Linked DNA regions of Mus musculus: all the other regions are linked to region 1. Evidence: chromatin loops called from intact Hi-C (ENCODE). Cell type or tissue: heart. All regions are shown on one strand. Links, peaks and the distances in the headings refer to the core of each region. The heading gives the core; the rest is flanking DNA.

Region 1 (10,848 bases), core at 3,690-8,689:
AGTAACCTGTTATGAAATGGGACAGAGAATGGGGGTTTGGGAAGTTCCCATACGGAAAAGAAAAGAGAGAGTAAAAAAGAACAAAGCATTAGTTTCAGAGTTTAAAAGAAGTCTTGAGCTCTGGTTAATATCTGAAAGAAAAAGTCAGGAGAGAAAAAACGGAAACAAGACTCTGAGTCAGACCTCAGAATGGCATTGGTGGATAACAGCTGTCCTGGGTGGTGTGGGAAGACTCAGAACAGCCTTTGAGCTTCTTGTACTATGAGGGTTTGTGCTTCAACAGAAAAATGGGCTCTAGTTATTCCTGAGAAGCTAGGCATTTCCTTTGAGGAGAGTTACAGGAGACACAGAAGTGAGTGCATATGTGAAACATTTTTGCCAGTGTGCTCTATAGAGCTTAGATTTCCCCATCCTGCAGAGAGCCACAAAAGTCTGTATATTAGGCACCTTAGATCATTCCCCTTGATTTCTACAAATCAGGTCCAGCTATTGCATAGTATTAAAGGTTAATATTTTCTTTGCCCAAACTTTTTTTTATCACCCATCCAGTTTGAGGCCAGTGAATATTGTAGTAAAATATTAGCCTCTTTTAAAAAAAAAAGGTTTTCAGGATCCAACTTATTCTAACTCTTGAGGCAATTTCATAGCAGCAAGACTAAGCACAAATCAGTGATGATTCTAAGGGCAGAGAGACAAGCTCTAGAGCCTTGGCAGTGGACTAAGGCAGCCATGTTTGAGTCAGGATTCTCTAGGGAACACAACCAATAGAATGAACTTACCATGTCAGATTTAAAACAGTAATAACAGCAGTCTTACATGTACCAAAATAAAGTGTACTATTCTGCCTTTCTCTAAAGTGTTATTTATAACCCACCAAAACCCAACTAATGCACCAGACAAGTAATTGTCTACCATCAGGAGTCACAACATATACCCGAAAAACAAGGCTGGAGGGTGTGGACTGTGCAAAGATGATGAGAGGAAAAAGCTGGTAAGGTGTGATTTAACCCCCACAGCAGCACTCCATTAGAAACAGATGGACATATCTGACTGCAGAGAAAAACACAAGTCTGACCTTAGACATGAGTTCTGTGGGTGAAATTCTATTCTTTCATAATGAAAATGTAGTAATAGGCATATCTGTTGAGTAATTTCCCAGAAACACAAGGCCAAGTGAGAAACAGGAAAAGGGAGTAGGGCAGGAGCAAGCAAATGTAGGGTCTGAGGTGTGGCTGTAGACAGTGATATGTGGTCCATCATCTCTAGATACTAGGTTTTAGTGGGCACAGATGCTGTATGCTTTCAGCTGCCAAAGTGCATCCTGGGAGACTGCTGCTGTCTTAGTTAGGGTTTCTGTTGCTGTGATGAAACACCATGAGTAGGTTGTCAAAAACAACTTGAGCAGGAAAGGGCTTATTTGGTTTACATTCCCGTGTTCGTCAGTGAAAAAAGTCAGGGCTAGAACTCAAACAGGGCAGGAACTACAGGCAGGAGCTGATGCAGAAGCTATGTAGGAATATTGCTTACTGACTTGCTCCTCGTGGCTTCCTCAGCCTGCTTTCTATTAGACCTCAGAACCAGCAGCCCAGGGATGGCACCACCACAATGGACATCTCCTACATCAATCACTAATTAAGAAAATGCCCTACAGGCTTGCCCATGGCGCAATCTAATGGAAGCATTTTCTTAATTGAAACTCTCCTCTCAGAAGCATCCAGCTCGTGTCCAGTTGACAGAAACCTAGCTATCACAGTTGCATTCTCATGACTGATTCACTGTGGAAACCCAGAGAAAAAGGCATGGTGTAGACATTGTCCTAAGTCCTAGGCAGACAGTGCACTAGGAAAATGTTGGTTGAGCCTTCGTGAAGTAGCGCACAGATAGTTACTGAGCACCTACTGTATGCCAGAGACAAGTGTAAGCACCAGGGTTCCACAAGAATGTAACATAGAACCCAACTGCTGTTAGGTCACAGGACCTTCAGCAGCCTTCCCTGTCACAGGCAACCTTCAGAGACATTGTCTGTGGATTCCTGGTTATCAGATTGCTAGGATAAACAGGGACTTTGACTGGCAAAGGTCTTGTTTCCACCCCTTCCCTGACTGGGAATCAGAGAGGCTTGACAAAAGGCTGGGAAACCACCTCACCCGCTGAAAAGTATTAAGAGATTCTCACTTCTCCACACGGGCCATGATTTCTTCTCTGCAGAGCTGTATCACGCTGTCTAACTCTGCTGCTGGGTCCTGAACTTTCCTTGGAGCTTCCACGATGCTGTTGTTTAGTCTGTCTCTGTCCATGGCATTAACAACTCTTCTAATAAACTCTTTACCCCAGCAATCTGTCTGAGTGTCGCTCTTGAACTTACATCTGAGACCTTTCAGGTTCCATCTGTGAACGAAGAAAGTTCCTGCTGTCTAGCTTCAGATAACCAAGTGGTATATACAGTATTGTGACAAATGTATTTGTTTAGTAGGGGAACATCATACCTATCACTTGAGATAGTATGAACAGAGACACCTTTGCTTGGACAGAGACTTGAGAGAAGGGAAAGGGTGAGGCCTTCAGCTTACAAGTCCAAGTTGGCTGCATTAATAGGTGGTTTTAGAAAATTGCCTCCAAAAAAAAAAAAAAAAAAAAAAAAACACTAAAGTTTTGTGAACTCAACAAACTTTGACCTCCTGAATCACTGATCTTGCTGATTCTGTGCTCTGGACACTCACATCCAGATGAGCTGTGGATGGCTCTTCAGAATGCTTGTCACCTGTCCTGGGTGTTTAGGGTAATCATCTCATATGACAGAAACATGCTGATCACTGCCCATAGAAATGGGAATAGATGTATTCAGACCACATGCATTCATTCCTTCTGAATCCTACTGGGATCAGGAACCAAAGCCCACACTTCTACAGTCAGTGACCTCCAGGAAGCCTAGATCCCACTCACTAAACTACAAATTATGTTTGACCCATTTTTATCTATGTTTCTGCATCCATTTATTCAATCATTGATGAAAAATATTTAAAACAAGCTGTATCTCTGTTAAACATGATGACTTTCTTTCTTATTATTATTCCCTAAAGAATGTAACAAATCAATTATATACATAGCATTTGTATTATGCCAGATATTAATTTAGACAAGATCAAAATATTTGATATATATATGAGTTATAGGCAAATATATTATTTTATATAAGGAACATCAGTGTTCTTGTATTGCAGCTATATAGGCACCTGATCCAAGTCCCACAGGTACTGAAGGGCAATACTAATGCAAATTCTTAGACATTAGGAATTAATTTATTTTAAAAACAGACACTGTATAGAGAATATCTTATGTCTGCATGCACGTGACACCTGTCAATAATAAATATAATGGCCTATGGCTTAGGCAGAAAATAGGAGGTGGAACATCCAGGAGGAGAAAGAATTTTAGGATAAAGCCAAGTGGGATATTTGGCTCAGAAGATGTGATGAGATGGGCACATGGTACCTGATCACAGGTAACTAGCCAAGTGGAAGATTGTAGGTTAAAATAATTGGGCTATTTTAGTTATGATCTAGTCAGAGTAGAGCCTAACTATATGGCCAAGGTATATGTAAACATATTTTGAGTTTGAGTCTTATTTCTGGGAGCATTAGGCTGGAAGGAAGAACTGGACTGAATCACTACAGGAAACAATATTTAGGTGTTAAAAATGTTATTTCCAAGTGACTTTAGAGAATGCATCTTCTTGGGAGGTGGGTTACAATCTTCAGTGCAAAACAAAGTCCTTAACATACTTCTGCCACTTTTGTTCTGCATACTTATGTAAAGAAGCGTTCCTGGCATTGGCAATTACAAAATAGTAAAAATTTTGTGTGCAGTAAAAGTGTTACCCCAGAAGGCTGCCTGCTGCATCAAGGGCTTCCAAGTTCCAGTGGCCACATCTTGAAAGCAGGGTAACATGAAGGCTTCTTTAGGCTTTCCCTTCATGACTCCATTTACCTGAGAACTCTATGACTGCAGACATATAGGTACATAAAATATGCATAAACCCAAACATTTATGAATAGAAAACAAAGTTTATTTTAAAGTTATTTAGTATACACATTTTACTATTTACTTAGGAGAAAAGCAAATTCAAACACTAATGAGGTAGATTCTTTTCTTTTCTTTTCTTTTCTTTTTTTTTTTTTTCTTGTTTTTGGTGGGGGACAGGGTTTCTCTGTGTAGCTCTGGTGATCCTGGAACTTACTCTGTAGATCAGGATGGCCCAGGATCCTCAGAGATCTGCCTGTCTCTGCCCACCAAGTTCTGGGATTTAAGGTGTGTACTACCACTATACAGCATGCTTGTTTATTTTTACATAAAGAATTAAACCTTGGGAGAATATTTGGCATAGCAGGGCACAGAGCATCTTTGATGTCTTTAGATTTGGCTGAAATTTTTTTTATTAGATATTTTCCTCATTTACATTTCCACTGCTATCCCAAAAGTCCCCCATACCCTCCCCCCCCTCCCCTACCCACCCACTCCCACTTTTTGGCCCTGGTGTTCCCCTGTACTGGGGCATATAAAGTTTGCAAGTCCAATGGGCCTCTCTTTGCAGTGATGGCCGACTAGGCCATCTTTTGATACATATGCAGCTAGAGTCAAGAGCTCCGGGGTACTGGTTAGTTCATAATGTTGTTCCACCTATAGGGTTGCAGATCTATTTAGCTCCTTGGGTACTTTCTCTAGCTCCTCCATTGGGGGCCTTGTGATCCATCCAATAACTGACTGTGAGCATCCACTTATGTGTTTGCTAGGCCCCGGCGTAGTCTCACAAGAGACAGCTATATCAGGGTCCTTTCAGCAAAATCTTGCTAGTGTATGCAATGGTGTCAGCGTTTGGAGGCTGATTATGGGATGGCTCCCTGGATATGGCAGTCTCTAGATGGTCCATCCTTTCTTCTCTGGCTGAAATTTTTATTAATTTGTAATTGTTAATGCCAAGGATGCTTCTTTACATAAATATGCAGAACAAAAGTGGCAGAAGTATGTTAAGGACTATTTTGAGATAGGGTCTCACTGTAACCATGACTGGTCTGGAACTCAACACGTAGACCATGATGGCCTTGAGTTGCACAGATCAGCCTGCCTTTGCCTCTCAAGTACTGAGACTACAAGCATATGCCACCATGCCTGGCTCAACTAACAGTTGCTGTTGTGGTGGTAGTGGTGCTGCTGCTGCTGGTGATGGTTATTTTTGTTGTTCTCTTTATGAAACTTAAGCAAACAACTCAAAGAGCAATCTTAGAAGTTAGGCGATCTAATGCAGCGCACTACGGAAGCTAAGCTTGACTATCTGACGCTCATGTGCTAAGGAATAGTGGAAGAAAAATGCTAAGTATTAGTTTGGCTGTGCTTGCATGCATCAGAAAGTGTTATGTATGTACCATGAAAACACTGCACAGAATGTTTTAGCTTGAATGCATTAAGAATAAACTTAGAGTCAGGAAGCTCCACCCACCACAGGACCTTAACTGAGGAGCTATGAACATTGTTGGCCCTCTGCTGGGCACGTTTGTACTCAGAGCTGAGGAATCTCAAGGAGTGTTTTCTGGTTCCGTGTGGCATGGTGGTGTGTGCCATAGCAGGACAAAGTGTGCATGTTATGTGCTTAGAAATGAAAACTGCAGTGTGGTTGCAGGACCAGCACTGTCAGAACACCTCTGATTCATTATGTTTTACCTTGATTTTTCTTGGTCATCTTGTGTCTAGAAACCTTTTACAATTGCCAGAATTTTACCTGTGGAGTCATAGCCCACAGGCTAAGAAGCTTACGATGATGAGGGTGCATGCCTGTAACTCTAGCACTTGGGAGGAGAGTGGAGGCACGTGGAATAGTTCCAGGTTCAGTTACAGGGAGTGAGGGGGGGCAGCCTGGGCTATATGAGACTGTTTCACAAGGTGACCACAACAAAACAACACAGAAGAATCTGGGTAATAGATTGTATGTAATATGTTTTGAATGAGAATTTTATGAGACCATTCTCAAAAGATGTTTAGCTCACTGCCCAATGTTGTAAATGTTCCAAACACATCAGAGGCTAGAACTGTCCTTATTTGACTAAAAGCTCCCAGGCCTGAGGACTTTCTTGTCAGTCTCTGTGTCTTCAGCATGCAGCACCCATCAGGGACCAAACTAAACACTCAACAAATATTGTTGCATCAGCATCTGCTGGGAATCGTGAGTAGTAAACTATAAAGTTCTATGAAACTGACACCCAGCAATTATCCCATTATTACTGAAAACTCTTTTGTATATGAGAAAAACATAGATTTCCATACTATATAATGTTTTGTAAATTCACAGGACAGTGTCCTATTCATACCATCTGGCCAGAAAGAGTGGGTAATGTTTTCTATACAAGCTCTGTCTGCAGTGCATCCTGACCCAGAAAACAGTTTTGACAAATGCCATCTTGTGTATCCATGTATGAACTCTGGGTGTGAATTGATGCTGCCTTGGTTGAGAAAACTGAAACACAGAGAGGTTGTAGCATGGAGATATTGTCCTGACCAAAAAGGCTTATTATTAACATGTGATATATGCAAAGCCATACGATATGTGTCAAATGAAAAGAAGGGCTGGAAATGACTTCAAATTGCACTTTCAGCCTTAGGATTTTCAGGCAGAAAGTAGGTTGCACTTTTAAACGTGCCCACCAGAGGGCCAATCATGTTCATAGCTCCTCAGTTATGGTCCTGTGATGGGTGGAGCTTCCTGACTCTAAGTTTAGTATTAATGCATTCAAGCTAAAACATTTTGGTGCCTCATGTGAGGAATTTATCACACTGTGTGAGGAATCCTTAATGACTTAGTTTAAGCATTTTTGAGCACCAGATGTGAGGAAAGAGTAGCCCTCCTTCATAGGAGCACATCTGGATGATCCTTTGTTGGGGATGCGAATTTTGGATGTTGCAGTTGCCAAAAGAGACAGAAGCTCTGAATCTCCCCAAGGATCCCACTTTGTCTGGCTAGAGTGGTGAAAGTTGACGAGATGAAGGGAAATTTGGGCATCTTAGGCTGGTCTGATCTGGTCAATCTTAGGAGCAGGGATCCATGCTCTATAAGTTCCCTTCCAGCCCTAACTCTCTTATTTACTTATTTCTCTTTCTTTATCAAGACCAGCCTGATTCTACTTCGAATCCTGTCACAAAGAAAGAGCTCAGCTTTCCCTAAAGTGGCTGCTTTTTCACTTTCTTTGTCCCCCAAATATCACAGGAAAGCACAACAGTTAAGAAAATTTCTTAAAGAAGTTGAAACAAAAACACTAAAGCAAACCTGCAAACTTTCATTTTTGGGAACACCATATATGCACAGTTCCTAAAGGGCCTCCTTTTCCAGTAGCCATTTTCATGGTGCAGGACAGCAGTCCTTTCACTTCCTGCTACATCAGTAAACAGATCTCTTCCTGCTCTTCCCTGAGGTTGCCTGGCTGGCCCATCTATAGCAATACGCTCAGATTTCACCTTAAAAATATTCTGGCTTTTCAATAATTTTGGATGCAAAGGATGGACATAATGCTTCTCTGATGATAAATATATAATGCTTAAAAAGTGCTTAGTTTTATTTATATAAACTTAAAAGCTTTAAAAATGTTTAACTATTGGAGATTCTTAAATAAGAAAATTTCAAAACTGATTCTTAGTTATCTGCTATCCCTCATGGAGCTTCCCAACAGGCTCACAGACCTTGCCACCACCAGGCCTTAAAATAAGTATCTGAGTGTGGTAGTTTGATGACAATGGCCTCCTTATATGTTTGAAGGCTTGGTTTCAAGTTAGCTGAACTGTTGGGAAGGATTGGGTGGTGTGGCCCAGTTTGAGGAGATGTGTCACTGGTGGTAGGCTTTGAGATTTCTAAAGCAATCACCAGGCTCAATCTTTCTCTGCTTCCTGGCTACAGATCAGGATGTAAGCTCGCAATTACTGATCTGGTGTCTTCCTGCCTGCCACTATGCTCCCACCACAATGATAATGGACTAACTCCCTGAAATTATAAGCAAGCCTCAAATTAAATGCTTTCTTCTATAAACTGCTTTGGTTATGGTGTCTCTTCATAAGCAGTAAATTGTAGGCACTAAAAAGAAAAAAAAAAAAGCTCCAATTCTAACAATAGCCCTAAGGGCTCAGGGTGTTTCAAATGTAAGAACCACAAGACCATTCCTTTCCTAGAGCAGATAGGCTTTTCACTAAGAGAAGTAAACTCATAAACAGCTTTTAATGAGAAAGTAAACTCAAAATTATCATGCTGTTGCTATTGAATTAAAAATTACTTTTTACTAGTTTGTTGCACTCTAATGATGAAAAGAAAATTACCTTTTCAGTAACTACTCTCAATGATCAAACACCTATGGGTTGATTAGGGTTTCTTGGGGCAGTGGTTCTCAACCTCCTTGACATTGCTGAAGGAATGGTTCTGATGCTAAGGTCCTGTTCCCCAATTGGTTCTTGATCTGTCAGTAAAAAAGTCATGGGACAATTGCTAGGTAGAAGGAATAGGCAGGACTTACAGGTCCCTGGAGGCAAGAGACAGATACAAGGGGGGGGGGGGGGAGAAGGGGAGAGGGGAGGGAAGGGGGGGAGAGTTCACCATGCTTCTGATGGAGAAAAGGTGACCAGTCATGTAAGATCTCAAATGGAGTAGCCACACAGGCTGCTCCTACAGGCAGGTGGTAAAGGGTGTTTAGCAGGCACTGGATACAACTGAGGTGTGGAGATAAGAATATTGATAATGGCACTCTTTCCCAGGCAGGAGATAAACAGCACCCAGCAATTGTGTCAAAGGCAAGTAGAAATTGAATAACTGTGTGTGTCTGTGTCCTTTATCTGTAAATTCAAGGGAAGCTGGATAGGGGCTGGTAGCATGGCCCTTTCCCAGATCTTAGGCAGGGCAGCAAAGCTACATGAAACAGATGGCACCCAATGTGGAAGTCGAGAATCCACTATTCATTTAGGAGTTCTCAGACTGATCACACACACAGTGATAAAGGTCTAGGAAGAGGGGAGAATTGTTTTCTTATTAAGCTGAGCAGAGTGAGTCATGTGATGGCTCCAGTGTGCAGGAAACTTAAACAAAGGAACACAGGGAAAGCCTTAGCTCACAGATCTTCTGCTGTGAAAAGACGCAGGATGACTGCTCTGAGGCAGAGAGCCAGACAGAAAAAACTGCCTGATTCCTACAAGCAGATAATCAAAATATAGGGATAAATAAAATTTAATTCCATTGTTTTTAAAGTAGAAGTGAGTATAATAGTAATTGTTTAGATGTTCTTAAGTATATAGAAATATTAAGCTCCACAGAAGGGAGAAGTAAGGGAGATTGAGTGAAAAAAATGCTTTAGAGAAGCATGGCCTATTCCTGGAGCTTAGGCAGGGTAGCAAAGCTACACACAACACATTGCCACCCTTCAAAACCTTATATTGTGGTGACCCCCTACCATAACGTTATTTTGAATGTCTTAGGACAAATACAAAAATACTTAAAAGATGCTTTCCTCTCTACCACCACTTGTTGCTTGGCTGCTGCAGGGTCAAGTGGTCAAACAGCACCTTCTTCACCAGAGGTAGGTGGAGTCTCAGTTTCTGTTCTTGTCAATCTCTCAGTTCCTATAGAGATGTCTTGTTTTTTCTTGGGTCACCTTCCAGATCAGAATAAAGAAAGGAACCAATCTGAAAAAGGCTTTTAGGATGGGGTTCATTACCACTAAAACCATTTGTCAAAGATTTTGGTCCAGCTATGCTTCCCATGAGGCATGTAGGTGGGGGTAGGGTAGGTTCCTGAGTCTATCCCAGGTCTTCTAGGGGCAGGGATGCTGCATGTCTGTGGAGCGCCTTTGACCTTAAGGTTCTAAGCTTCTGAGGCAAAGAAGCAGGGCCTGGGCTGTCAGAATAAAAAGTTTACATCATAGTAACAATCAGTACTAAGGTTTCACAAAAGAACTAAAAATAGCTGAGCATGGCTGCCCTGAACAGTCCCAGCATTGCAGAGCTCTATGGTCTACAGGTGAAGGAGATAACCCAGAGACCTTGTCTCAAAGTAGAACTCCTGTTATGAGCCAACTCTCTCACCCTTGCATAAACAGTGAAGACTAAGTGAACAGACCACAGAGGTACCTTTATATCTGTGCTCATGGCTGTACTAGGCACAACAGTGAGACATGGAGGTAGTCTAGTAGTCTATAAGTCCATCAATAGAATGAATACAGAAATGTGGCAAATATATAATGGAATGTTACTCAGCCATGAAGAGAAATGAAATCACAGTATTTTGCAGAAAAATTGAGGGAACTGGACATCATTATGTGGAGTGAAATAAGCCAAGCTCAGAAAGACAAATATTGCACATTTTCTCTCATATATGGAACTCAGAATAAAGTTATTGTGTACACATGCATGCTTGAATAGCATTTGTGTGAGCAAACTAGACAGAAGATGATGAGAAGGGAATGAAGAGATCTTAAGGATCTGGGGAACAGAGAGTTATGGGACATGAGTGACCTAAAAGCAGAAGGGGGTGCTGTCTGGGGCAGGGAGGCACTGACTGAGAAGGGGTACAGAGAAGGACACAGGGAGAAGGGGACATATAGAACAAAGTATAATGACACATACATGAAAATGGCATAATGAAACCTGTTTCCAATATTAACTTTAAAAATTAATAACCAAGATAAAATTCACAGACTACATGAAGCTCAATAAGAAGGAAGACCAAAGTGTGGGTGCTTCGGTCCTTCTTAGAAGGAGAACAAAATACTCACAGGAGCAAATATGGAGATAAAGTGTAGAGCAGAGACTGATGGAAAGGTCATCCAGAGA
Region 2 (10,848 bases), core at 5,164-10,163, 75 kb before region 1:
ATCAAAACTGATTTAAAAATATAGACGAATGTTGTTAGGAGTTATCTTATTGCTATGTTCCTCTAGCAGAACAGTAATATGTTGTTTTCCTCTAGGCACATGATCTACCTAGGCTATATCCTTGGCTACCTGAGCAGCATCAGGAATGGGTTCCATCTCATGGAATGGACCTAAAAAAAAAATCAGATAATGATTGGTTGCTCCCATACCTTTTGTGCCACTATTGCAACAGCTTATCTTACAGGCAGGTCATGATTGTAGGTCACTGGCTTTGCAGCTGTATCAGTATTTATCTTTCTCTTCTGGTAGCATGCAGAGTAAGTACCTTCCAGTAACATGTATACTAGTCAGTAGGGGAGTAGGGGTGAAGACTCTAGGTAGGTACTGGCTCATTTGCTCAATGTTCATTGACTTGTATAGGTGCTGTCTTTAGCAATAGGGCTTTACCACTAATTCTTGGGTAACAATCAATAGCTTTGGCAATAACCTGGGCTCTTTGGGCTGCTTATATGAGCCCCTTTTGACCAAGAGCTCAATTAGATGTACCCCATTCTTAGAAGTTTCATTTGGTGGCAAGAGATATCTAGTTGGGGCTTTGTCTCCCTGTTTTGTTTTGTTTTGGTAATTACACTTAGATTTCTTATGAAATGTCAGCATCAGATGGTCCCATGTCTAAAGTTTATTAATTCTCTCAAACCCCAACAGTAATTATCCTTTTTAAATTACCCCATTGGACTAAAATTTGTCAAGTGTATATTGTACAGGAAAAGAACTAACCTCACATATATGGGGGGATATTTCAGTTAAGAGTATGTCATCTATATGATTATCATTAGCTCTATCTTATAAATGAGAAATCCAAGACACTGAGTTTAACTGACTTGTCTAAGGTCATACTAAACAATTGATAAAAATGAGTTTTAAACTCAGGCATTCTGTCTCCAACTGATTTTCTAACTCATTCTATATTATTACATCTCACAGGAACTGATATGTGGGAGAGTTTCTGTGGATATTAAAATTAGATTTGTCCTTAGAAAGATTGGTGCTTCTCTCTGTGCTCTAGCTTCCCTATAGGAGTCCCCTAATATCCCCCATGAGGATTTTCTTGCAGGCCAATCCAGTAGCATGCTGCAAACGGTGTTACAGCTCCAGGTGCCCACTTTCTGAGTTTTTATTGTTCTGAAATAACTAAGTTGAAGAACAGTATAAAGTTTTAAAAACATATCATTAAAGATTTTGCCTTAAAGTGTCAATAGAATTTTGGACTTTATTCCCTGCTATAGTTGTCTGAACATTCTACATGTGGAGTTTTTCTGTCTACATGTGTGTCTTATGAAGTTGGAGGCCTCCTCCAGTGAAAGGCTTGGGTGAAATATCAATTCATTTCTGTGTCTGCACTGCAGAATACACAGCCTTGACATTTTGTAAATAAAATCAATTAAATTTAACTTTTGGAAAAAGACCAACTTGAAAATCCCCTTTGTTAGTATTCTTTTGTACATGCCATTAACCCAGAAAGGATCCCAAAGATGAAGAAAAAAGGGTACTGTGGTGAAAAGGTTGTATTGTCTAATTTAGACACACAAATGACTTTCTGTAATGATCTCTCATGGGGGTTATTAGGTGAGAAGTTACTATAGAACGTCCTTGGCACCTGGCATAGTAATACTCAATAAATAGCAACTACTGTTAAACAATGAAAAATTTAAATCATATGGAAAAAAACCAAGCAGAGGTAGAAATTCCCTGTAGACACACTGAAAACCATTTTTTGGTACTGGCTGATTGACATGTAAATTACTTTTAACGTTCTTAAAATAATTTTCTTTAACAAAAAGTCATACTGATAAGAAAAACCAAACATTAAAAAATTTGAGCAAATCATCAAGGCCACAGTCTGATAATACAATAAACAGGAGTTAAATTCACATTTATGTGAGTCTAGAGTTTAGGCCCTTCCTGATAGAGCTTTGCTTCTCTGTTTCCCCATGCCTGTGCTGGACCCCTAAGCTGGGCAATGGATTTCAAACTCTCTCTTCCACACTAGGTAAGATTCTTCCCCCAGATACAAACACTTAAAAATCTCAAGTATCCTCTGTGAAGATGATGGGTAAATTTTCTAATCTCAGATAGAATAAAAAATATACCTTCACTTCCCCCTACATGGAAGTAATTACTGTATCATATTTACTATATCAGTAAAGTATGGAGTCTAGAAATACTTCAGTTATTTCAAATTCAGGAATCTCTCAGTAAAGTAGATCTTAGCCTTGTGGATACAGATGACATGGAGAAATAGAAAAGCAGATCTTATTGCCCATTATTTTCCTTGTTTCTCACCTCTTATCTAGAGGCATGCTGCTGACAAGCAGTAGCTTGAGATTCAGTGGACTTGATCACCTCTCTTTCCCCTGGCTGAAGTATTTTAAGGGCGACAGGCCACCTGTCTGTTTCGCAATGAGACTGAGTGGAAGTCCCCAGTCCCTACCTCCCAACTGTCTCCTGGACCCTCCTCTTACCTCACCTGAGCAGGGCCATGGCATTACTGCTGATGTACACCAAGAATGGCCATTTCTATGGCCTTCTTGTACTCAATTGGACCTTTTAGTAAGATTCAGTGTCAGTGGCAAGGTAGTGGTGACAACAAGCACTCTATGTTGTCACTTTTTGAAGCTTCATTGCTTTGGGTCAGTTTTATACTACTAATCAACGTACTGGGGTACTTTGGGTAATTTGTAAGAAGCAAGAATGATTGGTTTGTGGTTCTGGGGGGTTCAAGAGGACGATGTTGACATGTACCTGGCCCTCACCAGCCTCAGGGCAGGTGATATCACTCTGGAAGGGGAAGGAGTACCAGCAAGAGTAGTCAGCATCACTAATCCTCTGGAGGGGATTAGGGGCAGTGTCAAGCTTATACAGAACAACTTGCTCTGTGGGGGCATCCTGAAAGAGTGAGAGCATATTTCCTTCAAGAAAAATATTAATCTTTCAGAAAGACCTACTCTTTACACACTAAGATTTCCTCGGCCATGCTGTAACCTGTGTTCATCTTGACCCTTTGAGGGACAAATTATATACAAACCATGTTATGGTCCATGCTGGATATTTCCTATGATCCTTATGCAACTCCCCAAATAATTTATTTTTGAAATATTAAAGGAGAGTCTAATGAGTTTAGATTTATCTGCTGCTTTTTCTACCTGTGTAAAATATTTTTGTTTGCTGAACCACTTGAAAATAAGTGGCAGATATCATGGTGCTTCACATATTTCTTTAAAAAAGAAGCACATGAGTACCATGCCATCATTGCATGTTGGAAACAGAACATGGATAATATCATGGAGTATAGTCCACTTTCAAGTTTTCTTTATTTACAAATGTGCTTACTAGCTACTTTTTAGGCAATATAATCAAACCTCTATGACTACTCTCATGCATAAAATCATCTTTGTGAATTTTAAATGCTCCAAGATTCAACTTGCATTAAGGATACTTCTAAGGTCAGTGAGCTTTCTTTGGGTTACTTATAAGAGTATGGATGAGGAGTTACCCACAGGAGCAGAAATGACTCAAAGACAGCCAAATTACCAAGTCCCACTACAGCAATCTTCAGTTTGTTGAAAGGGCTGGAGAGTATCTTTTCCAGGCAGCTTGAAGGGTCCTTGTATCTTCCAGGCCACTCAGTTGGCCTGAGATTCTTCTAGGTCAATGTATCTCAGCAATCCTTACTACCTGTATAAAACTGGGGAGGGAGGGCCTGGTGTATCTGCTCAGTTTTAGAGACTTTCTAAAACTTATGAGTTGTTTACTTTTTGAGCTTAAGGACCTTCCCTCTGAAGGATGGAATGTTTTACCTTTTATTAGAGCATCCTCTTTTCTTAAGATTCTTCCTTCTAGCTCCTTGGCTACTTTCTCTAGCTCCTCCATTGGGGGCCCTGTGGTCCATCCAATACCTGACTGTGAGCATCCACTTCTGTGTTTGCTAGGCCCCAGCATAGTCTCACAAGAGAGAGCTATATCTGGGTCCTTTCAGCAAAATCTTGCTAGTGTGTGCAATGGTGTCAGTGTTTGGAAGCTGATTATGGGATGGATCCCGACCCTATAGGTAGAACAACATTATGAACTAACCAGTACCCCGGAGCTCTTGACTCTAGCTGCATATGTATCAAAAGATGGCCTAGTCGGCCATCACTGGAAAGAGAGGCCCATTGGACACGCAAACTGTATATGCCCCAGTACAGGGGAATGCCAGGGCCAAAAAGTGGGAGTGGGTGGGTAGGGGAGTGGGGGTAGGGTATGGGGGACTTTTGGGATAGCATTGGAAATGTAAATGAGGAAAATACCTAATAAAAATATATATAAAAAGAAAAACATTTCTAATAGCTTGGCTCACTAGCCTCACCCTGATTATTGTGATAAAAAAAAAAAAAAGATTCTTCCTTCTAAGATAGAGGTTTTATCTCAGAGTAAATTGCTTAACAACAGGAGCTGAATATTCTAACATCTTCTTTGCAGTTTTAAGATGAGGTAGGAGACAAGGGCCTGTCATTGTTTAGTGCTACCATAGCTAGAAAGAGGATAACATAATGATTATACAATATGGCTTCAAATTCACTATTACTAAATTATTTTGTCTTCAGATCCTCTTTCTGTTTCTTTTTTAAAAATCCATTCTTACAAGATACTTTATTTTTGCTTTTAGTTTTTTATTTTATTTTTTGAGATACAATTTCATCACTTTTCTCTTCCCCTTCCTTTCTCCAAGCCCTCCTATGCACTCCTCCTCACTTGCTTTCAAGCCCATAGCTTCCTCTTTTCATGAACTGTTGTTACATATATATGTATGTACATATATATTCATAAATACATAAATACAAACTGCTCAGTCTATACAGTGTCACTTGGATATATCTTTTCAAGATTGATCATCCTGGAAGTGTAAAGTTCATGTACTCTACCCTGGGGAAAACTATTTCTCCTACTCTCAGCATTCATTAGTTGCTTATAGTTCTTTGTGTAGGGTTGAGGTTTACTCATTGCTGAGTGAATTTTCTGCCCTAAAACTGCCTGACCAGTTTTTATTTCCTGTTTTTATCACTCCTGTCTCTACCACACAGTACTAGAATTACAGATAAACACTACCACACCCAGCTCCCATGTGGGTGCTAGGGATGTGAACTTAAGTGATTCTTGATCTTGACAATTTGATGATCAACACTAACCATCACAGCTACCCACTTCTATGAGAACAGAGTCTATTTCACGTGCGTATCATAAAGCTAACTGAGACAGAAATATATAGTTAGAATATCTACACAGTACTAAAGTTTTTGCTAGCTAGACATGGTGGCACACACCTTTAATACCAGCACTGAGAAGACAGAAACCAGTAAATCTTTATGAGTTCCAAGACAGCTGGGTCTAGAGAGCAAGAACTTGTCTCAAAAACTAGCAAACAAACACAACAAACAGACAACAAGCTTTTTGCTAGTGGCTTTTGTATTTTATTGGAAGGGCCTTGTCCTTTGGGCCAGTGAACCCACCTGAGATCAGCTTCTAAATAAACCTGCCTTTATTATACTCTAATCTGGCTTAAATTGGCTTACTTCACTGGAAGAGAAATAATCTATCAGTGCTTATAAAGACTGAACTAGTTAATGATGAATCTTAGAATATATTTAGGTTGACACATGTCTTAGTTAGGTTTTACCGCTGTGAACAGACACCATGACCAAGACAACTCTTATAAAAGATAATATTTAATTAGGATTGCCTAACAGGTTTAGAGGTTCAATCCATTATCAGCAAGACAGGAACATAGCAACATCCAGGCAGGCATGATGCAGGAGGAGCTGAGAGGTCTACATCTCATTCCTATCTGGCTACATTCATTTTTTTTTTAATTAGATATTTTCTTTATTTACATTTCAAATGCTACCCCGAAAGTTCCCTATACTCTCCCCCCGCCCTGCTCCCCTACCCACTCACTCCCACTTCTTGGCCCTGGTGTTCCCCTGAAATGGGGCATATAAAGTTTGCAAGACCAAGGGGCCTCTCTTCCCAATGATGGCCTCATTAGTAGTTTTTAAGGCATGTGAAAAATAAATATAAAACAATAAGGAGTTTGGTAGATACACTCATGAATGAGAAACTGAATTTTATTTTATTGTGTGTGTGTTTGGGAGGAGGTAAGGAGCTAGAGCAGTTTTGGCCTTATGTCTATAATTTGAGAGAGTATGGTATAAGTTGTCATGAAGAGGCTCATGTCATTGTGTATTGTTTTCAGCATTACCAGAGGATATAGTTAGAAGCATTTTTATGATTTGAACCTGAAATGTCATGCCATAAGCCTATGTCTTGAACGTTTATTTGTCAACTGGTGTTATTAGGGAGGCTATGGAACCTTTATGAAGTACAGCCTAATTTGTATAATTAGGTCATTTAGGGGAAGGCCTTTGAAGGTTACTGGTACCCTTCTGAGCTACCACCATGTGAACAACATATGCCACGTGGTGTTATTGTTGGAGACTGACCCACTATCCCATCCGCTTCCAGGCATAGTGGGCAGATATCCTGGACCAAAATAAATCTTTTGTTCCTTAAATATTTTTTCTGTCAGATAATATGATCAGAACGATGTAACTAATACAGAAGACTGATACCAGGAGTATGGTCATAGCTTTCATTAAATCTGAGCATGTGATTCTTAGGCCCTTGGAAATCATTTGCAGAAGGAAGATGGAGAAATTTGAAGGTATGTGTTAGAGAAGCCCTAAAATTCAGAAAGAAAGTTTATAGGGATATTCAGAAGAAAGGTAAGGCTCCAAAGGGGTCTCAGATAGTGGGAGACAGAGAAGTCCCCCTATGCAGTTCCTCTCTGAAGTCTTAGTTGTTGATGCAGGTATAAGTAAACAGATAATAACTGGAAGCAGAGGTTTGCGTGAGGTGGGAGAGGACTAAACCGTACTCCCGGGAGACACAGATAAGCTACCTTCCCCCCCCCCCCCACCCCCACCAGATCCCTGATCTACGCACCCACTCAAAGACATTCCTAACCCTGTGACAGTCCACAGAAAGAAGAGGAGGAGTTGGTGGTGTTTGTAGTAACAGGATGAGAAAGTGTGAGACTTCCTGTTATGTATGTGTGACAGCTGGTGATAAGTGGAGGGGCCTGTGCAGGAAATCCGTTCAGCTTCTGCAGTGTGACCTCCCCGAAACTTGGCAGCTCCTTTAGTCTAGACGTTGATGGCAGGACAAAGAGGCGCCTGCACCATGAGCGATGTGGTAGAGAGGAGCTTGGAAGGACCCTTAGCACTGACTACAGACAAGTCCTCCCAGAAAAGGGGAGACTTGGTGGAAATATTAACTGGGGAGAAGGTAAAATTTGACGACACGAGACTTTCTTTAATTCTTCAGAACGGCCTGGAGACGCTGAGAGAGGAAAATGCTTTGACAGACGTCATCTTGTGTGTGGATGTTCAGGAATTCTCTTGCCATCGAGTGGTGCTTGCTGCAGCCAGCAACTATTTCAGGTCAGTCTGCTTTGAATCCGAGTCAAACTGCATGTATATTGCAAGGAAAACATCTGTAGATGCGAGAGCTCTGTAATCTACAAGACTGAGCAAGCTCAGTCTGATTTGTTTGCTGTTACATTTATGGTTATATATATTCTTACATAGAGTATGTTAGGTATCATGTTGTATTATATATTACCTTATGTACTATGTATAATATAAATATGTATGCTTATACACTAAGGTTTGTGCCTACTTAAAATGTAAGAAAGGAAACTATCAACCTTTAGAATTTTGATTTAGGTCAAGAGAAACTGGGACCATTTAGAAGCAGTATTTTATTATTTATTACTTGGAACCTTTCATCTCATCCTTGGTCTGATTCCACCATTCGGATACTTTTCTTTGAAAGACTTAATTCTCTGTCTTAATATCCTTTATCATCTCTTAGAGTCAAGCTAACATACTTTAAAAATATGTTTTGTTATCTTTTACCTTGACAAGTGTACTTTGGGAATGATAAAATTGAAAATATGCTTTAAACACACACACACACACACACACACACACACACACACACACACACACCACACTATGTCCTTGATTTTAAGGGTGTGACGTTACTTAAGCCAGGGGGATTTTTTTCCCCTCTTTCTTCAGTTTGACTAATGTGTTTAAAACATGATGTTGTCTTTGTTCATCAGTAGAGGTAGAGAAAAAAATGTGGCCTCACTCTTGGAGTTATCACATAACGTGCTGAAAATTAGGGGTTTCTGGTGTACAAGGAGTGGTGGGAAGGACAAACAATGCAAGAAGCCTCTGGATGTGAAAGGCTCCTGAGGTGTCATAGTGAGATGACACTATGTTTCCATGTCACTTGAGCCCTTTCTTGGCCATGAGATTTTAGGCGACTCTGAATTTCAACTGGTAGATGGGTATAGTGACAGTTTTCTTTTATCATTGTTGTAATGATCCTCTTAGTGAAAAGATCTCACACAGTGCCTGGTAGATACATTTGCTCATAAAATCTTTGTTGAAACCTTGTATGAATACAGCTGGACCAGCATTGTCAACATTAGTGTGGTAATGACAGAGAACCAGTGAGTAAGGATGGTGTGGATAAGGGAGGTGTTTTGGAAAGTAGGGGGAAAAAAATCACTTTATTTTTAGTGAGATTTTCCTACCTTTCAGTTCTGGTTGAGGATTTTAAGAAAATAACATGTGAATATATATAATATTTTCAAAAATCACATATTTCAAATAAAATATGATTATACATAATCAAATATATAAACATCAAGCAAGTACATATACATATATAGCTCAGATCATTCATTCATATATGTATTTGTATTTTATTTGGGGTAGTTAGGAGAAAGTTTTTCTTTAGAATTCAAACAACAGAGTTAGACAGTTGTATGTAAAGAACTCCCATATGTTGACAAGGCCAGAGGCAGAGCCTATGTGAATTGAGGGAAGTCATGACTGCTTTCTACCACAAACAACGGTCACTGGTTTCGCTTTGCACTGGCATGATAGAGGTGACAGATGCCCCCTTTTCAGATGTGGAAATGAAAACTGCACATTACTTACCTGGCCATTGCAGGAGCAAGGATTCCACACATTCTAAGAGTCTTTGTTTTAACTGACGTATGAGTTGCCACTAAGTATGGAGCATCATTCTATCTGCAGCCTATCTTGGTAAAATATAAGCATGGTCATAAAAATGGGTTGACACAAACACACTGCTTAACCTGCCCCTGTACTGGCCACTAGATTTCCCATTCAGGAGGGAATGAAAGTCAATTTGTCTCAGTGCCCTGGGTATTCCTTTTCAGTTTATTCTTTATGTTTTGAGTCACTGAGAAATTGCTATCATTGGTTGGTAGTTTCATAGATGTGTTTGCTTGCTTAGAAGACAGGACTATTGGCTGGCTTCCCCTGAGACATCAATTTTTTTCTGGTTCTTGGGCTTCTCCTCATAAACAGAAGGTGCTTTAGTTCAGATATGTCCTTGCCAGTGCAGAAAACACTCTGTTGGTCCTCAAGGCCAGTATGGCAGTAAGAAGCTGGAACACACACAGGTGTAAGTGTCTGCCTGTGGATGTAGACTTTCTTAACCTTTCTTTTGATTTACATCTAGGTATTTCCAATGTAGTTTTCATCCTATAATGGATACAGGTCTGGCTATAGGACTCTGTTTTCTGTTCATTGAGCAACTGTGTGGAATAGGCTTTGTATCACATGCACTTAGCCCATTTAATGTGTACAAAATTTTGTGTTCAACAATTTTGTGCATAATAATATTGTGCTTGTCTTACACATGGTGGGGGCTGAAGTCTAGGTGCCAGTTAATTAAAAAAAAAAATAGTCAACTTGAATCCTAAGACCAAGGATCAGCATTGGGTCTGACAGTGACTCACTGCCTCTTTGCTTTGTTTCTAAGGTTTTGGAAGGGGTGAGACATCTGTTAAAGTCGTGACACCACTGAAGAACAAAATTAGCAACCTCTGTATATGGTACAGAGCAGGCACCACTTGCCTCAAACTCTGCCCATGGCCTTGTCAATAAATATATGGGAGTTGTTTAACTCACAACAACCTGCTCTTCCTGCTCATCGCACACATAGAAAAGCAATTGCAAGAATTTATTTGTGCACCAGAAGAATGGTAGGGTAGGAATGTGTCAGCCAAACAGGGACAATATTAGTCATCCAGACAGTGATTTCCCTTTGTGGACCTATTTTAAAGTCTTGGGAGAAACAAGGAAGTTGGAGAAAAATGTGTTTTGTGAAGATTGAGAAATGAACAAAGGAGAGTAAACCTCAAAAGTTAGCTTCCTGGCTCTGTAAATCGGGGAGGAACTGTTTGGCCTCTCTAAGACCCAGCAACCATATCTGCAGCTAAAGATTTGCAGGTCTACATTTGAAAGTGAGTTGTCATAGAATGCAAATAATAAAACAGTTCATTTATTCATCTGTTTGTTTAAAAACACATTGAATGTGGCAGTAAGTCAGATTTTTTTTTTTAGAAATGCCTCTGGCTTATTTGAGAAGATAAATGTACATGTGTAGTAGTATGTATAGTCTTGAAAAATCCCCTCCCAAGCAGTGTAGAGAAGCAAACCCAGTAAAGAAACAGGTGCAAGGAGGTCAGGCAGTAGTTGAGATCTTAACCGTTCAGCCTGTGTCAGGAGGAGCTCAACGTCTACAGAATCCTGAAGGCCATAGTACAGAGCAGAGGTTCTCAACCTATAGGTCATGCCTCCCCTGGCAAATCTCCAATTCCAAAAAAGATTTATATTATGATTCATAACAGTAGTAAAATTACAG
Region 3 (10,848 bases), core at 65-5,064, 65 kb before region 1:
CAGCAGTTCTCATTCTCACAGGTATGGAGCAATGGACTCAAATGATATCAATATTTGAAGACAAATGAAGCCTATAGCTTAGTCATCACAAAAGGCTTGCCTGCTCCGAGGCTCGCAGACAATCAGAAGTATCCCAGAAGGCTTCTGTATGAGTTTCCTCCCACTGCTCAGTAACCCTGAAAACTGTATTGCAACGTTTGACCACAGTGCAGGAAGTACTATAGCTATTATATTCAGTATCCTGTGTCACCTAGATTAGCTTAGGCTTTTGGGGTGCTGTACTTTGAATTTTTAAAAAGTTCTCTATGAAGGAAGACCAACTAGAAGTAGAGATTCTTTCACTGTGTACTAAAGAAGTCTACATTCAGCGCCAAAGCCTGGCAAGTGTCATAGGTGCTGATTGGAGCCCCAGCCTTGGCACCTAAGCACAAGAAGAGCCTGCATAACTCCCTCTCTTCCTCATCCTGCCCTTCCTCCCTCTCTGGTTTTGCTATTGCTCTCTAGCAGGAGTACCCAACTTTCTCCTCTTGCCTTCTGGCTTCTGTATCATGGACAGCAAAATCTCAGGCTTGTGGTCCAGATCAGTCTGGCAGCTGGCAGTGGGAGCACTCTGGAACATTCATATGACTAGCACTGTGCTCCACAGTAGGGATACTCTGCTACTAGCAGATTCTCTACATCTTGGGATGGAGATGTGGACCAAAGTCTATGTGTAGGGAAAGCTCAGTTAAGTCTGAGGCTGGTCCCTATCTTCTAGATAATGAAGTGGCCATCACAGCGAGCTTCTACATGGTCCTGTGTGAGTTTGGGACGGAACATAGTAAGAAGAGCAAGAATATGGTATTGGATGCCTAGGGTTGGAATGTGGTGGTAGACGACAAGCACCAATGCTCACCTAGTCTAATTAAGTGCCACTCTAAGCAGACCTCATGGAAGTGGTCTGGGAGGCAAATGGTATTTGGTTAGGGCAGTGGCTCTCAACCTTCCTTATGCTGCGACTCTTTAATACTGTTCCTTATGTTGTGGTGACCCAACCATAGCATATTTTCATTGCTTTTCCATAACTGTGATTTAACTACTGTTATAAGCTGTAATGTAAATAGCTGTGTTTTTTGATGGTTTTAGGTGACCCCTGTCAAAGGGGTCATGACTCACAGGTTGAGAAACATTGGGTTAAGGGCAGGCAGGCTACGTTTCCAGTGGAGGGTGTGAGATAAACTGAAAGGCAAATTGAGTCAAGCAATAACCACCATGTGCATAACATAGAAGCGCAGGTAGGAGAGCAGAGTTAGCATCAGCACCTTGGAGGTCTGATTCTAAGAACCAAGTTCTCATCACACTATTACATGTATCTGTGCAAGATCATGCTGTAGTTCACTGTTGTTTACACTGTTGTTATAATAGAGTGTAGGTCAGAGTGTGGAGTGGAATAGTTTAATCTTCTTAAACTGTCCATGTGGGTGTCTTCTCATGTCTCTGTCCATCTGACAATTATTAAAAAGTGCTTGCCATGGCATTTAAAAAAGACTAAAGTGTACTTACTCATTTATGTTTTAAAAGTCTAGGTATATTGGTTTTAGGTACAGATGGATCCTTGTGTTCAAGTTAATCTCTTTCTATGTGTTTCTGTCTCTTTGTGTCTCCTTTCCCCTCCTCTTGCCTCTGTTAGAGAGGAGGAGGTCACAGATATCTTTGTATTTTCATTTCTACCAGCTCAACAATTTCAATGGGAAACAAATTTCTTATAGTAGTAGATCCAGAGAAGTTTCTGAAACTGGCTTTGCTTGGATCCACTTTGTTCTGCACTCAGCCCTAACTAATCACTAAGGCTTGGGAGATGTATTATATGGACTTGGACTATGGTCACCACTGGCCCAAGAACTGAGACATTCAAGACTATGTAGGGGGAGGGGTGGGTCACAGTAGGAAACCTGATGCTCCTACTAAACAGAATAAGAATGATAGTGAGCAAGAAAACAAGAATGGCCATCAGATCTGTGTCTGGATCATCACCGGAGTCTGTATAGAGTATTTGTTATGTTCTATTGGGTCTGATCTTGTAAGACAGAACAGGCCTTCCTGTCATAAATTTGGATGATAAGAATCCTATGGCTTGCTGAGTCACCAGTATTGCCCTAGTGGGGTTTTGAGGGTTCTGGTTGCACAATAAGCAAGCCAACTTCTGCTTCCCCAAAGCCATATGTAGTGACTTTGAGGAGTGGTCAACTTGAACCAGAAGGTTGGCAAACAGAAGTTCTTTTAAGATCTGATACTATTTAAAGTCAGTGAAGGGAATGCTCAGCTTTAAGCTCCTTTGTCACTTTAGTTCAAATGCTTGTTCAATGGCTAGAAGTGTTAAATAACCTGACTTTAAACTCAAGAGAGAAATGTGGGATGCTGTCTATCAGATATGTATCTGGAGTTGAAAGAAAGATGTCTATGAACTTTCAAATGCTACTCTGAAGATACATGTTAGGTGTTTTTTTTTTTCTATAACAAATATCTGAGGCTGTGAACTTTAATAATAATAATAAGGGGTTATATAGTTCTGGTGGTGCAAAGGCATAGATAGTGATAGCATTTTGGCCTGGCTCTGGCCTTGACAGTCAGTTAATAGGTTATAAGCTGGGAGTATGTCAGGGAGCAAGGTCCCATGGTGAGACAAGAAACCAGACAGCTGTGGGGGTAGGGCCAGTCTTCCTCTTTCAAATAACTCTTTTTGGACAACTGAGCAGTGTCCCATGAGAACCACATTGGTTCTTAGGATGATTATGTCCTAACAGACTAGCTGCCTTGGTACTTGGTTTTTGAAAGGTTCCAGCACATGTACACTGCTGCATTGAGGACCATGCTTAGAACACACAAACCCTTGGGGAATAAAACCACAGCAGAAGTTGCTCTTCCAAATGTGAGTGAATTTGCATGCATACAACAGACAAGAACACATCTCATGTTATTATTAATAAAGCTTTTATATCAGGCTGTTAATGGAAACTCTGAGCTCCAGTGAACTGTGCTACCTGAGTACAGGCTGCAGTACCTTTTCTCAGTCTGTTAGCTAGAGACATAAGAGGCCAAGGCAAGGCCTGGTAGCATGAGCTTTTCAGGCTGAGAAGATGAGGAGGTTGCTTGTCCCTCTTTCCTTTGTGAAGAATCCCTAGGCCTGATGGGATCCTGGGAGTGCTGGATCTCAAAAGATGTAAGAGAACCTCTACAACAAAAACAAACATGAATTTCCAGGTGAATATTTGTCCTAGCCCTAGCCAGTTATTTTCTTAACTTTGATCTCTATTATATCTTCTTGTTAGGTGGGAGCCCAAAGGGGTCTGTGCTAGGGGACCCCCCACCGCAGGTTCTCTTTTGGTAGCTGTGCTCATTTGAGTGGGAATATCCCTATGGGCTCACATACTTGAATGTCTGATCTCCACTTGGTGGAACTATTTGAGAAGAATTAGGAGGTGTGGCCTTGTTGGAGAACTTATGTTGCTGGGTGGGTTTTGAGGTATGAAAAGCCTATGCCACTCCCACTGAGTTTTCTCTCTTTGTTTCATGCTTGTGAATTAGGATGTAGGCCCCTAGTCCTATTGTTCCAGTGGAGTATATTGTCAGGCTACCTGCCATGATGGTTATGGACTCACCTTCTGAAACGCTAAGCTCCCAATAAACTTTTTCCTGTAAATTGACTTGGTCATGGTAACGTAACACATCAATAGAAAAGTAACCCAGACAGTAGCTCAGGCTTGCCTTAAATGTATGTTGCTTCAGCTTCAGTTTGGAACTATAGGCAAGCTCTATCCTGCTTGAATTAGGGCAGTGGTTTTTATGGTTTGGTTTGCTAAGGAATCATGAGGACCAGAATAGAGTCTAATAAGATGTCTCAAACAAACCCCATCCCCAAAGATTTTAACTCATTTGGTTTAAGCCTGGTAAAATTCAGGATTCTGTTCTTCTGACAGGCACATACAGTATTCAGATGTGGCTGATCTTGGAGCTTAAATTATGATTGATCCATTAAGGTTGTTAGGAGAGTGAGGCTGAGTGTTAGGAGAACAGAAAGCTTCCCCTTCTGAGCTTGGATTAGGCACAAACTGCACCCAAACATAGCATCAAATGATCTTTCAGGTGTAAGTTTTAAGAAGACAAAATGGGGAATGCTGTGTTAGAATGGGCTAGGATGAGGTGGTATATTTAATTGGACATGTTAATTAGGTAAATCGAAGAGGGTGTTTGATTGCTGGATTTAAATACTTTAATAGCTGGACCTTCATAGTCAGTCTCAGGAGGAGAAAGTGGCCAAATATAGGAATAGATCTTTGTGGCTAGCTTTTGGAATGTAATTAAATGGTTTTAGTAGAGAGAGGGGAATGGGGGAGAAGGGCAAGGCCTGCCAGAGCCATGCTGACCAGAGTCCTTTCTCTGAGGGTGTAAGTAGGACTTCAGAGAATAACTAGAGACTAGAATTTGGACTAAGATGAATGTCTGTAAGCTTTGTTTCGTTAGAATTGGCTTGGGGAAAAGGTCAGAGAGTTAAGAGCACTGGCTACTCTTTTCAAGAACCTAGGTTCAGTGCCCACATGATAGTTCAGTACCCCCAATGCTTCTCATTGTGCATGTGTGTGGAGTACACACCATGCATGCAGAGAAAACATCCACATTTTAAAATAAAGGAATTAATTGAAAAAAAAAAGGAATTGGGTTAGGAAATAAAAGGTTTTGGTGCTTGCAGCTCAGCATTTTTGGCTGCCATAGACAGCAAAACCATGTTACCTTCCATCACAGCTGGATCTTCTGACTCCTGATTTCTTGCAATGGAAACTCCTTTGATTGACTACCCTGAAACCATATTCCTTTCTTAACAATGCTTCTCATTGTGCATCACATAATGAAACTAAAAATAATGTCTTAACCCAATTGCATATATATATGAATCCACACACACTTGTGTGCTCACACACCACACCACACACACACACACACACACACACACACACACACACACACACACTTGCACACATACACTCGCACGCACACACACACTTTGAAACACAGTTTAGATTGATCTTGATTTTAAAATCCTCTTGCTTCAATTTTCTGAGCACTGGAATTGCAGGCTGTAATTCTGTGCCATCTACAGACAACTACTTGTTTGTACACTCGAGTTGAATTTTATCCACTTTGTAGTAAATGTTAGTACCACAGCACAGAATATCTTAGTGAAGCAGAGAAGTTAATCCTTCATATGAAGAGGATGGCAAAGGGATTAATAGGGAACTAAGTAGGGACAGGCATGGGTTAAAATGTGTAGGACAGTAGATGTGACTGGGGAGTACTTGTTTATAGGCCTGGTGTTGAGGCATACAGGTCGTAGGTCATTTGGAATTGGTGAAACGTTCCACCCGTGACATCTCGGGATACTCAGGAGCTTGCAGAACTCATCAGAGTAGAAAGTGGAGTGCTTGTGGAGATTTATCTCTTTCAAATTCCAAGTCCTGAGTGTCTGATTTCTTAGTGGGAGGAAGGACTCCTCCTTATCCTCTGCAGGATGTTTGACAATTTTTGGAGTGGCAGATGACTAACAAGAAACAGTTCTATGGATCTCGGAAAGAACATACATCAACTAGTTCACTCGCTCATTTATTTACTTATTTTCTCTAGAGACCGAATCTCTACTGGGTCTGGATCATTGTTGTAGGCACTGGGGATTCAGCGACAGTCAGTTCATTCTGTTCATATAGTAGCTGGGAGGGTGATCATTAAATTAGTGAACAAGTAGGTATATAGTGCAATGTCAGGTTGTGAGGATCTACAAAGAAAAGGAAAGGAAAGGAAAGGAAAGGAAAGGAAAGGAAAGGAAAGGAAAGGAAAGGAAAGGAAAGGAAAGGAAAGGAAAGGAAAGAAAGGTGGAGTGATTATTTTAGGTTGGGTACAGCATGAAGGAGAGCATCTTTGAATAAAGGAAGTTTGAGGAGGGACCTCAGTTGAAGGCTAAGCCCCATGGACACTGGAAAGCTGTGTGATCCAGGCAGCGTTTTTATCTGGGTCTGACTTCATGTAGATGAATCATGGGTCTGTGGCTCCATCCATGGCTGTGATGGGAGACTCGAGTCGTGGCGCATGGCTACGTCCATGTGGTAGGAGATATGCTGAATGACTCAAGCTCTCCACTGAGATATCATTGATTCACTGTATTGGGCAACTGTCTTTCTGTTCTGAAACTATTTTTGTTTTAAAATGAGGATCTCATACAAGTTGGTTCACATCTTTCTAGAAACTACTTTTTATTATGCAATGTTTTACTTATATGCTAAGGGGTACATTTTTTATTATTTTTATATTTGTTATTGAGAGAGGTGGGGGCATGGGAGAACATGTGTGTGGGCTCATGCATGGAGGTCATAGGACAATTTCTGGGAGTTGGTTCTATTTCTACCTTATGGAATTCAACTCACACCTTCACATTTATCACTAGTCCTCCTTCGGCTTCTTCTTTTTCTTTTCTTCCTTTCTTTCCTGTTGGATTTTCCCTGTCCAATTATATTAGGGTAGCAGGAGGCCTGTGATCAGACAGGGAAAAGGGAGGCAGCACTAAGAGTTGCAGAGATGGAGAGCATAGCAGGGAAAGAGAGAGGAAGGCAAAATGGAGGTGGACGTGAACCAGTGTACCTTGATCCAGCCACAGGTAGTTATGATATCATAAGGTTAGAATAATTGGGATAAAGCTTTTATCATTATCAATTGGCTCTGAAATTACTGAATTGGCATCTTGTAAATTTTGATTTTATTGATACATAAATCCGATAAGTTAACCATAATTATAAGTCTTAAGAGTTTTGATTCTACCAGGTAATTGAGTGTTGGGGTGGGCGGTCATTGCATGGTAGTGAGAGGAACTTGGGACCTGCAGTCTGGGGAGTTGGTTGGTTAAAGACAGAGCCAGCGGGACCGCAATGGTGGCACCATGTGTGGGAATGTGCCAGTTCTGCCAAGGGACATGGGAGTTCTGGAACAGAGAGATGACTGAGTTGAGATCACCCAGCTGGAGCCATGTGGCCCAACAGTGCAGATGCTAGAGTGGGAACATGCTGGCTCACTTTTTTATTACTTCCTGCAACTAACTCTCTCTCTCTCTCTCTCTCTCTCTCTCTCTCTCTCTCTCTCTCTCTCTCCCTCCCTCCTTCCCTCCCTCCCCCTCTCTCTTTCTCTCTCTCTTTCTTTCTTTCTTTTTTTCTTTTCTTTTCTTTCTTTCTTTCTTTCTTTCTTTCTTTCTTTCTTTCTTTCTTTCTTTCTTTCTTTCTTTCTTTCTCTTCATTTTTTCCTCCTAACTTTTTGTCATTATTGTTGTAAAACAGGCAAGCCTTCAACTCACAGATATTTGACTGCCTGCTTCTCAAGTTCTGGGACTAAATGTGTATGCTGTCACATTTAGCCTAAAAAAAAAAAAGGGAAATATATCTATGTGATCCTCCTATCTCTGCTTGTTTGACATATCCTACTGGCAGGTACCATCACAGCCTGCTATTATTCTTAATTATTCTTATTTCTTTAAGTTAACATACAAAGAGTGGGGTTTATTATGGCATTTCAATCCTTCCCCTTTGGCTTTTTTTTTTTTTTTTTTTTTTTTTTTGTGAGATAACTTCATTTATCCCAGGGTGAGTTTAAATTTGCTATATAGTGGGAGGGTGGTTGGCCTTGAGCTCATTATCTTTCTTACTTTACCTCCTGTGTACCCGGATAACAGGCATGTGCCACATATGCCTGTGCCATTATTTATTCTTATGCATCACCCCCTCTATATCCCCAGTCCCCCCCACTAAGAGGTAAATTGCTAACAACCAAGCTGGCTGTGCTACCACAGAACAGACCCAGTTTAGTGGACCCAGTGTTGATGCTGAATTAATTCCCTGATGTTTGACTTTGCATCCTACTGATTTTCTTGAGTATTGTCCCTTTTTTAGGCTCCAGGTAAGGGCCCTAAGTTCTACTTATAGTGTCTCTTCTGTGACTGGCCACCATGGAGACCAAAATTTGTCCATGCATGTGTGAGTATGAGTCTCTGGGTGCAGCAATAGCTGCCTGGGGGTTCAGCCGATGAAGAATTTGTTGGCTTAGTTTTAATTCCCTCTTACTTGTGTTCAACATGGTGGTCATGGCCAAGGGCAATGACAACATGTCAGAGGATAGCAAGGAAATGCTGAGACTTTGGGAGTCAGATGTGCACAGAGACCTGGAAAGAAAGGCACTTTTCTTATACTTCTTTTTTTGTTTTCTTTCTTGTACCCATAAAGGGTTTAGGAGTTAGTGTCTTTAGAGTGGTGCTAATATAACTGTGGCTCCACTTTTGCTATAGATAAAGGTGGACAATGTGCAGAAACCCTGAAACTGGGGACCTAAGAGAGATCAGGACACATGCTGGCAAGTCAAGGGCTGAAGTTGTATATGACCTACTCAGAATTTGGATGTCAATTGTCCCTAACATGCTTGTGTTTTTGAATGCTTAGTTCTTAGCTTGTGCTTAGGTTGTGCTGTTTGGGGAGGATGTGGGACCTAGTTGGAGGAACTGGGTATCTGGGAGCAGGCCTCCTTACTTACTGCCCAGCTTCACTTCCTGTCCTATCTCTGCTTTCTGATTTGAAAATGCAAGGAAGTGGCTCAACCTCCTGCTGCCACAACTGTCCTTGCTGCTGTGCTTTCCCTCCCATGTGACCTGTGCTTTCAAGGCAGGAGCCAGAGAATTCTTTTTCCCTTACATTGTTTCTTGTTATCTTTGGTTGCAGCAACAGGAAAATTAATTAATTTATCCACCAAACACCATGTCTCTCACCAGCTAAAATCCCGCCAATCTGGCCTGGAATGTCATACTTGTTTGTGTTTTTAACTGATGTATGTGGTCTTACATATTCTTCAAATACTTCAGGAAGGTGGGAATTTATCAATAACCATTTGCATTTTCTCATTTGCATTCTCATTATGCCATGATGTGAATGAGTCTAAGGTTTGAGAGGGCTCCAGCCTTCTGCCTGCCACAACCATTGGGCAGCACTTTTTAATTTTTTGGCTTTCTTCTGGGCTTTTGAAAAATCAGGTTGCTTGAGAATTACCTGTTCTTAGAGTCTCCTTGACTGTCTCAAACAGAAGGCTGTATGTGATACTACAGTGCCAAAGCAATGTCTTTATCTTTTGTTGAGGCAGATGTGAAGTGTGTCCTCCAGTCCTCGAAGGATTAGGCTGAAGCAACCTTCTCTAAGCATCTGGTCTTGTTTGGTTTCCTCATGTACTGCTTCTTGCATGCCCAATTCCCTTAATTTTCTGGGAAATCCAAGTGTGGGCTAAACTGGAGTAGAATATCATCCACTGAATGTGATTCTAAGAGAGAATTCAGAAACTACACTTAGGAATGTTGTTCAGTTAAGAGTACAGATGATCCTAGAGAGACTAATAATATGGCACCTTGAAATACAGTGACTTCATTTAAGAACTTTTCTTTGTGTTAGGTGTTGAATTAACATATTCAAGAAGAGACAAAGAACCAAGAGGGACGATCTCAAGAAGTCCGCAAGTGAAATGACTGTTTCTATGTTTGCAATCAGTTCAGGTCCTGACTTTGGGACTTCACTGTTGCAGGAGGGCAGATGACTTTAAGGGGGATATGTTCAGGTCTGGAGCACAGGGTCCTGAAAAGATTCACATCACAGGTCTCTCTTCTAGGGCCATGTTCTGCAACGACTTAAAAGAAAAGTATGAGAAGAGGATCATTATTAAAGGGGTGGATGCTGAGACCATGCACACTCTCCTGGTCTACACATACACAAGCAAGGCTCTGATCACCAAGCAGAATGTTCAGCGGGTTCTGGAGGCTGCCAACCTTTTCCAGGTGTGTGACCAAACACTTTCCATTCTCTTTGAAATGAATAAAAGCAGGGAGCTCTCAGAGACCTGCTTAGGGTGGCTGCCAGACCTGTATCTGAGATTTGCACATGCATGCATGCACTCCTGTGGATGCACGCATGTGCGCACGCGTGCGAGCACACACACACGCACACGCACACGCACACGCACACGCACACAGAGAGACAGACCCACAGAAAGAGAGATACATGTATACAAAGACAGATAGACTGACTTACTGACATAGACACAGAGATACACACACATACACACACACACACACACACACACACACACACACACACACACACACACAGATAGGCAGACAGAAAGACAGACAGACAGGCAGGCAGGCAGAAAGACAGACAGACATGTGTACACAAAGACAGACAGGTAGACTGACAGACATATAGACACAGAGATATATACCCAGAGAAACAGACAGAAAGACAGCAGACGTGTACAGAAAGACAGACAGACTGACAGACATATAGACACAGATACATAGAGACAGAGGAGACAGAGAGAGACAGAGACACAGAGAGAGGGAAAGACACACAGAGACACACACACATAAGTCAAGGTTACAAAGATATTTGTTTGGATATTTAGTGGAAGGTGATGCGATGAGGCATTGCCTACTTCATTAGATTAAGGGAGGAATGTAGTGCCTGGCTCTATACTTGGTATCTAACTGCAGCACAATGGCTGCCAAGTGTAGCAGCCCAGTTAGAGCCAGTGGTGGAGCTCATGCTTCCTATACAAAACATCTGATCTGAGTATGAGTTGGACAAGAAATTAAGGCAACACAGAATATGACTGAAAGTGCTGTGATTTGAAACTGGGTTTTATGATGGAAGAAAGTACTGCTAGCCAACACACCATGCAGCTTTCAAGTGATGATGCTGTCTAAATGTGGGGGCATGAAGATACATGTGACAAGCACTTGGTGGCTGTGAA

The links. Peaks named below come from ENCODE experiments on the same cell type or tissue, not always from the same donor. Only the 100,000 strongest peaks of a DNase experiment are listed, where the experiment ranks them.
Region 2: it touches region 1 in a loop (4-fold over the local background); 5 of 42 quality-filtered maps call a loop at or near these places.
Region 3: it touches region 1 in a loop (2.7-fold over the local background); 5 of 42 quality-filtered maps call a loop at or near these places.

The regions. Positions count from the first base shown.
Region 1 is chr16:19,903,174-19,914,021 of GRCm38, reverse strand. No RefSeq gene overlaps it. Among named protein-coding and RNA genes, the nearest start is that of A930003A15Rik, 24 kb to the right of the region's middle. In heart, for the core only: CTCF peaks have their summits at 5,553 (motif pointing left) and 6,684; no DNase peak of the experiment used is centred there.
Region 2 is chr16:19,979,404-19,990,251 of GRCm38, reverse strand. Klhl6 (kelch-like 6) reads left to right here and starts at 7,203. Exons shown (of 7, transcript NM_183390.3): 1 at 7,203-7,535. The coding sequence starts at 7,249. In heart, for the core only: no CTCF peak of the experiment used is centred there; a DNase peak (open chromatin) is centred at 7,201; H3K4me3 peaks cover 3,097 bases; H3K27ac peaks cover 2,621 bases.
Region 3 is chr16:19,964,960-19,975,807 of GRCm38, reverse strand. Klhl6 (kelch-like 6) reads left to right here. Exons shown (of 7, transcript NM_183390.3): 2 at 9,709-9,874. Among named protein-coding and RNA genes, the nearest start is that of Klhl6, 13 kb to the left of the region's middle. In heart, for the core only: no CTCF peak of the experiment used is centred there; a DNase peak (open chromatin) is centred at 2,157.